Linked DNA regions of Homo sapiens: region 2 is linked to region 1. The links are chromatin contacts, found by Hi-C in ENCODE. All regions are on one chromosome and are shown on one strand. The core of a region is the stretch at or near the end of the contact, and the rest is flanking DNA. Distances in the headings are between cores, read along the strand shown.

Evidence for each region. Hi-C counts contacts between places; a loop is a spot of excess contacts on that map. Pooled maps may share reads with other maps.
Region 2: a pooled map shows a loop between it and region 1 (2.5-fold over the local background). The contact joins the promoter of MRGPRX4 here to the enhancer-like site in region 1. A Hi-C loop is called at or near these places in 1 of 168 maps with a recorded cell type or tissue (HepG2), 1 of 37 single-sample maps with no recorded cell type and 1 of 50 pooled maps.

Annotation. Positions count from the first base shown.
Region 1 is chr11:18,308,555-18,314,255 of GRCh38, reverse strand. HPS5 (HPS5 biogenesis of lysosomal organelles complex 2 subunit 2) reads left to right here. Exons shown (of 23, transcript NM_181507.2): 3 at 2,232-2,342; 4 at 2,805-2,869; 5 at 3,323-3,515; 6 at 5,177-5,310. Among named protein-coding and RNA genes, the nearest start is that of HPS5, 11 kb to the left of the region's middle. RefSeq lists an enhancer at 3,350-3,429. Within about 2 kb of position 3,380, at least 6 of the 41 ENCODE cell types and tissues checked have a DNase peak (open chromatin) inside an H3K27ac peak, as active enhancers do.
Region 2 is chr11:18,169,518-18,175,410 of GRCh38, reverse strand. It overlaps MRGPRX4 (MAS related GPR family member X4), which reads right to left and starts at 2,574. Exons shown (of 1, transcript NM_054032.3): 1 at 1,131-2,574. The coding sequence starts at 2,154. The coding sequence ends at 1,186.

The DNA.
Region 1 (5,701 bases), core at 2,131-4,630:
CTGGTCGGGGGAGGGGGGATGCGGTCTTACTATGTTGCCCAAGCTGGAGTGCAGTGGCTATTCACAGGCATCATAGCTGAGTCATAGCACACTGCAGTGCACTGTAGCCTTGAACTGGCGTCAGGCAGTCTTCTTGCCTCAGCCTCTCAAGTAGCTGGGACTACAGGCATGTACCACACCACATGGCCTGCCTAATTTTTATATATTTTTTAGAGATAGGGTTTCATTATGTTGCTGTAGCTGGTCTCAAACTCCTGGGCTCAGTGAGTCCTTCTGCCTTGGCCTCCCAAAGTGCTGGAATTACAGGCATGAGCCACCGCACCCGGCCTTTTTTTTTTTTTTTGAGACGGAGTCTAGCTCTGTCACCAGGCTGGAGTTCAGTGGCGCAATCTTGGCTCACTGCAACCTCCACTTCCTGGGTTCAAGTGATTCTACTGCCTCAGCCTCCCAAGTAGCTGGGATTACAGGCACGCACTGCCACACCCAGCTAATTTTTGTATTTTTAGTAGAGACGGGGTTTCACTTTATTGGCCAGGATGGTCTCGATCTCCTAACCTCGTGATCCGCCCACCTTGGCCTCCCAAAGTGTTGGGATTACAGGCGTGAGCCACTGCGCCTGGCCTGGATTTCTTAAAAATAAAAATGTTTAAATTAGGGCTGGAGTCTTATTCTGTTGCCCAGGCTGGTCTCGACATCCTGACCTCCCAAAATGTTGGGATTATAGGCATGAGCCACCTTGTCCAGCCCAAGTGGATTTTTAAAGGAAAAGAAGAGGCAGATTCTGAGTTGTTTAGCAAAAACTCATATTAAAATAACAAAAACTATTGATTGGCTATACATTGTTCTTTGTATCACAGATTTCAGTGACATGAAGGTAACAGGTGAGACAGCTAGTCAGTGACAAAATTACTTTAAACAATTGCCCCCAGGCGTGGGTGCAGAGAGTGGGTGCATGACTGATATCTCATATTCATTTCTGTCTGGGCCTGCATACTTCACATAGCTCAGACTGCCCTGAGCTATTTTTTTTTTTCCCTCAATAAGTATGTGTTTTGATTGTCCTTGGAATTCAAAGAACTATGTACTTCCTTCAATCTCTGAGTTATTTTGATTAAACTCAGGAATGATGTGGTAAAAAACAAAGTTTCATAACCAGTACCAAAGTAATTTCATTTTTATACTTTTGCTACTGCCCTAAAGGAGATACTAGCATCTGAGGAAAGGGAAAATAGGAAGTGATAGACAGTAATATGAGTAACAATTTTGAGGCTTGATATCAGTTAGACATTTTTTCAGCTGCAAATTACAGTATGGTGTAACATATTAATAGGAGCTTACGTGGTAAAGATGTTTATAATCTCATAGGAGGTTAGTGTTCTGGGTTTAGTGTAGTGGCCCAATGATATAACTGGCTCCCATTTTTCCTGTTCTACCATTGCACATATGTTAGCTTTTAGCTGCTTTTGCAATATGTGTCCTGTCTCCAGTCTTACTGTTCTCATTAACATCTCAAGAAAGTGGGGGCAAAGGGCAAAGGCTTTCTACAGGCTCTGCCTTTCATCTTTCATCAAGGCCTCAGCAGCCTTGGTCTTATTAGCTAGAATTGAGTTACATGACAACCCTTGGCAACTAGGGAACTGGGAAGGTGAATATTTAGGTTTTCCAACTTCTATGGTGAAAAGCAACAAAATTGAAGAAGATTGGGAATGTCTCTTAGTCAATCAACTAATAACTTTTACCACGGGGTATTGGGCACGGCATGACCACTGCATTCTCTGATGGAGTCTCACCTACCCTAAGACTTGTGGATGTTTTGTGGTGTTTGTACAGATTAGAAATGATTTAAATGAACGAATATTTAACCTGGTTGCTTTATCTTCTGGTAACTTCCTTGGTCTTCCATTGTTGTAGTCAGCATTGGAATGACCTAGCCAAATTACACAAAATATGAAGTCTTAACAGCCAGCGTTTGCCAAGGGAAAATTACTCATACAATGGAGCCTATTCAGCCTTTGTGAGATTCATTTAGAAGTTTAAAAACAAAATGTTCTTTCTTCAGTATTTTTTACTATTCTAGAACTAGAGAATAAGTGTCATATTGTGTCCATATGGGCAGAGGGTAAAGTGAGGGAAGGAGCCTGATGCATAAATCCTCAGTATTTATTTTCAGTGGATAGTCTATTTGGTTAAGTAGCTGTGATTATCTCACACTTCTCTTCACATGTTTTTAGTGCACGAGCATAGCTGTGTCTCGGAAATGGTTGGCTTTGGGCAGTTCAGGAGGAGGACTCCATCTCATTCAGAAAGAAGGCTGGAAGCACAGGCTTTTTCTTTCACACAGGGTAAGATTAAGGGCAGCTCTGTCATACACCATTTGGAGTCTCTTTCATAAATGCAAATTTCTCCAATATAAATAATCATTTGGAATAAAAGAATGTAGAACTTGGCTTGGTGCGGTGTCTCACGCCTGTAATCCCAGCATTTTGGGAGGCCAAGGCGGATGGATTACCTGAGGTCAGGAGTTGGAGACCAGCCTGGCCAACATGGTGAAACCCCGTCTCCACTAAAAACACAAAAATTAGCTGGGCGTGGTGGTGAGTGCCTGTAATCCCAGCTACTTGGGAGGCGGAGGCAGGAGAATCGCTTGAACCCAGGAAGTGGAGGTTGCAGTGAGCCGAGATCGCACCATTGCTCCCCAGCCTGGGCAACAGAGCGAGACTCAGTCTCAAAAAAAAAAAAAAAAATAATAATAATAATAATGTAAAACTTGAGATTTAAAAAATGTATTTTCTTTTGTGCTCTAGGAAGGTGCAATTTCTCAAGTCGCCTGTTGTTTACATGATGATGATTATGTTGCTGTAGCTACCAGGTAAGAATCTGTTCCAAAACTATCTGTCCTTTTTCAAATGCATTTTAAATTGACACATGTGTTTGTTAGGGTGACCAACCATCCTGGTTTGCCTAGGATTGTCCCGGTTTTAACAGTGAAACTCCTGTGTCTCAGGAAATCTCTCAGTACCCAGCAAACCAGAATGGACAGCTGGTCATCCTAGTATTTGTAGAAAATGCTAATTTAAGGTTACAACATTTCAAAGGCCTTAAAAGATAAAGGGAACAGAGATAATTTAGATCATTTAACTTCTCCTATTAAACTGGTTTGGTGACTAAAACAAGGAAATTAATACCTTGACTTTTTATAATACTTCCTCTTTTCTGAAGAACAAGAGTTGCATATGTATTTGATATAGTTGATACTGTGATGCAACAAAATTGTACCTTGTTCACTGTTGCCACGTTTGCCTCTGTGACTCAATTCTTGCAGTCAAGGTCTTGTGGTTGTTTGGGAATTAAATCAAGAGCGTCGTGGGAAACCGGAACAAATGTATGTGTCTTCAGAACACAAAGGCCGAAGAGTCACAGCTCTCTGCTGGGATACAGCTATTCTTAGAGTTTTTGTAGGTGATCATGCTGGGAAGGTTTCTGCTATCAAACTCAATACTTCTAAACAAGCAAAGGTGAGAAGCAGTCCCATTCTTTGTGTATGTAGTGAGATACAAGGTGTTGTCTTATAAAACTTCCAATTAAAGGATGTGATTTTATCTACTGTATTTCTTGGGAGACTAATCCGGAGTCCAAACCTGGAGATTTTGAGGAGACCTGTTTTTATATAGTACACACGGTGGCCTGTTAGCTCAATACCGTTACAGAATGGCTTTTGTGAACTAACTTCAGTACTTTGCACATTATCTATTGCAGTCCTTCCTGATTCACCTGCATGGCTCATTTAAAGCATTCTTTAGTATAAGGCTATTAAGAAAGAAAAGATATCTATTTATTATTGGTGTGAATAAAGTGACAAACATAGAAATGACACCAATTGCCCAGGCTTCTGGTCTTCTCTGCTTCTTGTGTAGAAGAAACTCATAGGTCTAGGAATATTTTTTATCAGGATGGATATAACTTATTTTGAATGGAATCTTGAAGACACCTTCTGGCTTTGCTCTGCTCTGCAGGTCCTCAGGCTTCTTGCTGCAGTTATGGCTAAGTAGAAGGGTTGAGACTCAGGTTACCCTAACAGAATGCTCCAGTCTGTCATTAAGACAGAATAGACCAGCTTCTCATTGTCCTGCTCCTCCACGACCATTACATCAGAAGTAGAGGGATTTGTCTTGCATTGGCTTATTTCTATTTAGGATCCTGGCAGAAAAGAAAGGCTCTAACTACTATTGGCTAAATTTATTTTATTTTATTTTGAGACAGGTTCTTGCTCTGTCACTCAGGCAGAAGTACAGTGGTGAGATCATGGCTCACTGCAGTCTTGATTGCCCAGGCTGAAGCAATCCTCTCACCTCAAACCTCCTGAGTAGCTGGGACTACTGGCATGCATCACCACGCCTGGCTAATTTTTAAAAACTTTTGTAGAGACAGGGTTTCGCCATGTTGCCCAGGCTGGTCTCGGACTCCTGGGCTCAAGTGATCCAATCACCTTGCCCTCGCAAAGTGCTGGGATTACAGACATGAGCCACTGCGCCTGGCTATTGGCTAAATTATTTTATTTTAATGAACACATCAGAATATTTTTCTGGTTTGCCGTCATGACCTATCAACGTTATCAATTGATTCTTAATATATTTTGGACCTAAAATATAGAAACCCTAGTAAACTTATTTTGTCTTTTTCTAAAAGGGAGAAGTGCTATCTACAGGTGAAAAATTCTTTCACATACTCCAAAACTTTATTTATCTAGAGACAGGTTCTTCTTCTGTTGCCCAGGCTGGCATATAGTAGCATGATCTTAGCTCACTGCAGCCTCAAGCTCCTAGGCTCAAGCAGTTCTTCTGCCTCAGCCTCCCAAGTAGCTGGGATTATGGATGTGTGCTACCATGCCTGACTAACATGTTCTAAACCTTGCTTCATCTTTTTCGTTCTAACCTCTAAGATTAGATAATCACAAACAGATCCTTGAGAAATCTCTTCTGCAGTTACGTACCAGATTATTTAATACAACTTTTAAGTGACTAAAACTTTGATATCCTTACAAGCAAATTAAGTTTTGGCTTATTTGAAAATTTTATTTTGCTATTCAAGTTATTTTCATTTACAAGGTAAAGAGGAAGAGATTGCATGTGTATGTTATGATTAAATAAACTTTATTTCTTTCTCACATTCCTTTTAGGCAGCTGCTGCTTTTGTGATGTTTCCTGTTCAGACAATCACAACTGTTGACTCCTGTGTTGTACAGTTAGATTATTTGGATGGAAGGCTACTTATATCTTCACTTACTCGATCCTTCTTGTGTGACACTGAGAGGTATATTGACCAACCATTAGTCATCAGAAATGCAGAATTTTAGAACTGGGAGGAACTTAGAAGTTATCTACCCCAAGCCCCATCAATCAGTTATACAGATTTTTTTTCTTTTTCTTTTTTTTCTTTTTTTGAGATGGGGTCTCACTCTGTCACTCAGGCTGGAGTGCAGTGGTGTGATCATGGCTCACTGCAGCCTTGACCTCCCTGGCTCAAGCGATCCTCCTACCTCAGCCTCTCAAGTAGCTAGGTCTATAGGCACATGCCACCATGCCCTGCTAATTTTTTGTATTTTGTTTAGAGACTGGGTTTTGTCATGTTACCCAGGCTGGTCTTGAACTCCTGGGCTCAAGCAATCTTCCTGCCTCAGCCTCCCAAAGGGCTTGGATTATAG
Region 2 (5,893 bases), core at 1,325-3,824, 140 kb after region 1:
GTCTGTGCTCATTAAATAATGGCTACACATTCTCTCCATCATCCAGCACCAGGATCCTTCTAATTTATTTTCTGTGTTCACGAATTTCCTAGTTTGGATACCTCGTAGAATTTGACCATACAATATTGTTCTTTGGTATCTGGCATATTTTCCTTAGCACAATGTTTCCGTGTTCATCTAAGTCACAGCATGTATCAGAATTTTGTACCAACTGTAAGTTATTATCCGGATACTATAATTGACATTAGCATGGAAAAGTCAGATGTTTTCAGTTTTGCTTCTTATGTTAACAGCCATAAAATTAACTGAAAGTTACAGCCAGAACAATTTGTACAAAACCTGAAAGTATGAAGAATTCTCCTACAACTTAAAGACTCTGTAAATGAATAATAAATGGTTTTCAAGATAATTTCCAGTTTGAAACCAATTTTAATTTCCAATGGCCAAAATGGAACTGGTGGGGTGTATTTATAGGCTCCTCACTGGTCCGTTAGTCCAGGAAGAGCTAAATAAGCACTTACCAGTTCTCAAGGGGAAGGGGCCACGATTGTCTTTACTAGAAACCAAAGCCAACGTGTGACCATGTGTGGACAAATGACAGGAGAGGGCTATTCATAAAACCAATTTCTAAGACTGTTTTTATGAAGGGAGAATCTCTCTCTAAGGACATTATTTTGCTTTATATCTGAGAATTCAATGGAATTTAGAGGTAGCAGAACTCACTTATTAAGAATTGAGCTTCCAACTGCAGTAATGCCTCCAGTCATAGAAGGGAACATGATTTTCAGGGGAACATAGTCTGACAGATTAATAAGGAATCTTCCTTTTTGATACTATCAGGTAGGAAACAAGTATAAAGAAGAGTTTTAGGGTTGTGGACAGGAACTCCTTTTATTACAATGAAAAGTGCAGAAAAAGTGTTCAGTAGGAAAGATTCAGTGCAAGATAACAGGGAAAATGTATTGGTAATATCAAGGAGAATCCAAACATTGTACTGTCAGACTAATGCTTTCCATGGGTGAAAACTGCAACTGTCAGGTTAGATAAACATTTATTTGAAGACCTTGAGTTACCACTGAGACATTTCTGAGGCGAAACGCTAAGAAAAACGCATGTAATTGTCAAGGGTGGCAGGACAGTGTTGCTCTCAAAGTCCCGTCTGACTGACAGGGCAGAGGCTCTCCCTCATGGCCCCAATCTGCTTCCCGACAGCTCCAGGCTTTCCTCAGGAAGCTGCCCTTCACCTTTATCCACCTCAGGCTTGTCCTGCAGAGCCCTCTGGAGAACCAGCTTCAGGTTCTGCCTATTTTGACGCTGCCTAAAGGAGCCCACGAAGAAGTAAATGATGGGGTTGGCACTACTGTTTAGAGAGGACAGGGACATGCAAACCAGATAAACATGACAATATAAGACTTCCAAATTCAGGTGCATCCTGTAAATTAGGGCCCCCAGAATGCCGAAGGGCAGGCCGCAGAGGAGGAAGACCAGCACTGTGAGCAGGATGGTCACGTACAGCCTGGTCAGCGGCATCTTCCGGGATCCACAGAGGATCCTGACCAGCAGGACCAGGCTGGAAACACAGAGAACCACACATAAAAAAATCAGCCACGCGACTGGGATGAAATCTGACGTTTCACACCAACTAGAATCAGCACCACTAAACAGGAAGTCACAGAACCTCCACTCCAGCATACTAAACAGCAGGGACAGGCCCCAGAGCAGGACACACACGACCGCTGACAGGTGTGTGGGGCGGCGGCAGCGGTACCAGATGGGCCACAGAACAGACAGGCAGCGCTCGGTGCTGATGGCGCTCAGCATACTCAGGCCTGTAAAGTAGGGAAAGGTCATCACAGAAACGAGGATTTTGCGGATGAGATGGCTGATATTGATGAGGCGTAATGGCAAACGTATAATCTGGAAGCTGAGGAAGAGGAAGTCTGCTGCGGCCAGGTTGAGGATGTAGATGGAGACAGCGTTCCTGCGCATGCGGTAGCCCAGGAGCCAGAGCACAACCGCGTTTCCTGTCAGTCCGACAAGGGAAATGATGCACGTCAGCACCGTGAAGCTCAGGGTCTGATTGTAGCAAGGAGTCTCCTCACGTCCGTTGATTGGTGTCAGTTTTGTACCGAAGACTGGGACGGTTGGATCCATGCTCAGAAACCCTAGTCTGGTGCCCCTGGGAACACAAACCAGATGTGATCACCAGCTGTATCATCTCTGATTCTCCCCACCACCCTGCCGTATGGGATTTACTGTCCTCATTTAAAGAAGAGAGAAACAGAGGCTCGCAGATAATAAGTCACTTACCAAAGGTGGGGGTCCTCAAATCCAGTTTGAAATCCAGTTCTTGTTGACTCTGAAGCCTGACATCTCTCTACTGCCACACAAGTTCTGTGCTGACATGGGAATAACATTAGGATCAAAACACCCCCACTCATCCGGCCAGGGCTTTGGACCCGATGATTAATCTATCCTGGGTCTGAAATTTTCTTTCAGGTGGAGGAATTCAGATACACAAAGAGGTGGTTGTGACACACTCGTGACTAGGACTGGTCATCCATGGACAGGAAGGAAGACCATGCATTATGAACTAGAGGAAAATGTGACCTTTGCTAGGATAAGTGTGAAAATGGCTGGGCCTGGTGGGTGAGAAATAACTCAGTGTGTCAGTCATTGCAGACAGGACTACATTTTACATTTTATACTCCCAGTGCCTATTTCCATGAGCAGCACACTGTGCTTTTCATATACATTCATTCAATGAATGAATGCATGCATGAGACTAATGGTACTGGTAGATTTGGATGAAATGGAAAATAAAGATGAAAGCACAATGTAAGGTATTAGAACACACACGTATAACTGGATGAAGAAAATTTAATTCATCAGAATTCTATTTGTGGAAAGCTGTATCTGTGTTGAGAAGAATTCTTGATGTGTGCCCAAAACTTGAAATTGACCACTGATGTGCCTTTGAAATGAAGACTCAGTGTGGCTTTGCTGAACACCTAGAAGCATTTTTGTACACAGTGTTTGGGTAGGGTGTGGGTCTGAGCTGAATTACTCAGCAATAGAACAGAGGAAAGAGTAAGTGAAGATGAGGTCTGAGTGTAACTGACGGAGGTAATTGAAGTGTGGAAATATCTATGGGGGACTACTAAGTGTTCTGCTGGGTATACACAATGTAAACTTTTTGGTTCTCTCTTTCAGGAGATCTTTGGTAGCATTTCTTTGTTGATGCAAACATTTGTATGAGAGGCGTCCATGAGGGGAAATAGGCGATGTGTAGGGCTTGGAGTGTAAAGAGAGAGATTCATGCAGATTTCAACTGGAGAATGAGGATTAGGTCTAATCTGGGAGAATAACAGCAGCTGATTGAGAGTTTGTAAGGTATTGTCTCTTTTAATCACCCGAAGAGCCTAGGAGGTAAGAATTGGTATTATTCCCATATGGCAGATAATGCAATTGGAGCACAACGAAAGGGAATTATTTGTCCCAGGGGTTATGTATTACATAGTATGAATTTGAGTCCGGCAGGTCTGACTCACAATCCAGTCTTGGAGCAGCCCTTTATACCCAGCACCACCCTGTGTCGATTATATATGTTACAGGGAGTAAAGCAGAGGAGTGATTCTCAAGTTAAATCCAAGTTGGCAGCCAAAATTGTGGATTGAAAAAAAAACTGACCTAAGCAAACTCCACATAGAGAAGGAGAGGCAAATCAAAGAGGGAACAAAATAGAGGTGAGTGAATGCCATTTAGGAATAAATTCAGGAGTTCCTTTTTGCCTATCAGAGGTCACATTTGCTCTGGAATCCTGAGGATGCACAGGGGCAGGAGGCCTCCTGGTGGACAGAAGATGCACCCTTTGCTGGGAGTACAGAGAAGCATCAGGAGTGAATGCATCCATCATGAGCTCTCTTAGAGGGGCAAGGTGCCACAGCCCTGATTGGCCCAGAAAGGAAATGGGAGGAAAAGGAGAGCCTCTGTTATCCACACTCAGGGCACTAAAGAGTTTCTCTATCTATATTTATGGTATGATATGTTTGTCTTCCTCATGAAAACCAAAGCTCCATAAGGACTAAGTCATACCTGTCATTTTCCCTGTAGTATCACCAACATTTAGCCTGTGTTCCTTAAAGACCATCTATGGTATTATCCTCATATAACATAAGATGAAGCCAAGGCATAGAGAATTAAAGGGTTTTCCTGAGTTCACAACACGAAGAGCAAGTCTAATACCAGCCCCTGGTCCCTGGAACCCTGCATGAGGCTCCAGTTCTGTTCTCTGCCCCATCATTCATTATTTCTGAGGAGTTCCTGAAAAATCTTGATGTGAGCACAGAGTCAGAGACAATCAGGGCTGAAGAGACTGCTAGATTGCCCCAATATTCATTTTCCTCTTCGGTCACATAACAATTCTGAGAGTATAAAAGCAGCACAAAGACCCACATCCCAGTTTTCCTTGATGCTGGATGACATTGTATGACCAGGTGCTGTTAAGTGGAAGAATCACAAAGTGATGTAAGCAATTCCTTGCTCACAGGATCAATAGAAGGAGTAAAGCCTCTCCTTCCCCTCGTCCTTTTCCATAAGGCTGGAATGCTGATGTAGCTGGAAACCATGCAAGATCACAAAGATGAGGGCAACTCTCTAGGGACTGGGAGCCCCAATTTTTGGAATTCTGATGTGTGACGCCTTGGAGCTTCTACTTCAGATTTCAAAGATAGTCATTTCTGGGTATTCACAGGGGATTTTTTCCAGAACTTTAGCACACACCAAAATCTGCAGATGCTCTATTTCCTTCTATGTGGTATTTGTATATACCTATGCACTTTCTCCCAGATATGTTAAATCATTTTTAGTTATTTAGAATAACTGACGAAATGCAAATGCTATGTAAATTCTTGTTATATTGTAGTTTTTCAGAAATAATGACGAGGAAAAACAAGTTTGTACCTGTTCAGTACATACACAACTCCACCATACCCTTATTTTTGGAATAGTTTCCACCTGTGGTTTGTTGAATTTGCAGATTCAGAATCTAGTGACCCAGAGACACAATTATACTTTTTTGTTTAAGATATTTCTACTTCATGTCTTTTTTAGAGCAGCCAAACTTAGATTCTAAACAAATAAATATGTTCTCTTTTTAAATTACATTTTATTTTCTATGCATTTTTGACAAATGCAAACATTTCTGCATAAAAGTGACAGTAGAGAAAGACATGCCAAACATTAAAGTAGTCTCATGGAGCTGAAATGAGACAGGAATCAATCACCTTCAGGCAGAGCAAGCCTCAGGAAGTAGGAGGATATAAGAAGGTAAGAGGAATAGTCTCATTTGGCATGAGGATTTGCTTTCCGTTCTTCTCTATCCTGTTTGACATCCCAAGTGAGTGGCTTCCATGTACCACATTAGTAGGATTCTTTTTATTTCTGGTTTCTAATGAAATTGAGACACTGGGACATACTGGCAGGAGACTGGAAGACAGCAGGAGAGTGACTTGGGATTTCCATCTCCTGGCTCTCTGCCTGCATATTAGTTCCTTCTTGCATTGATAAAAAGAAATACCTGAGACTGGGAAATTTATGAGGAAAACAGGTTTAATTGGCTCATGGCTCTACAGGCTATGCAGGAAGCATAGCAGCTTCTGCTTTAGGGGAGGCTTCAGAAAGCTTCCAATCCTGATGAAAGGCAAAGGGGGAGCAAGGCATCTCACATGGTGAGAGCAGGAGCAAGAGAGAGAGGGAGGAGGTGCTACACACTTTTAAACAATTAGATTTCATGAGAACTTATCAGTATCAAAACAATAATACCAAAAGGGGATGGTGTTGAAACATTCATGCAAAATCATCCCCATGATCTAATAATCATCCCACCAGGCCC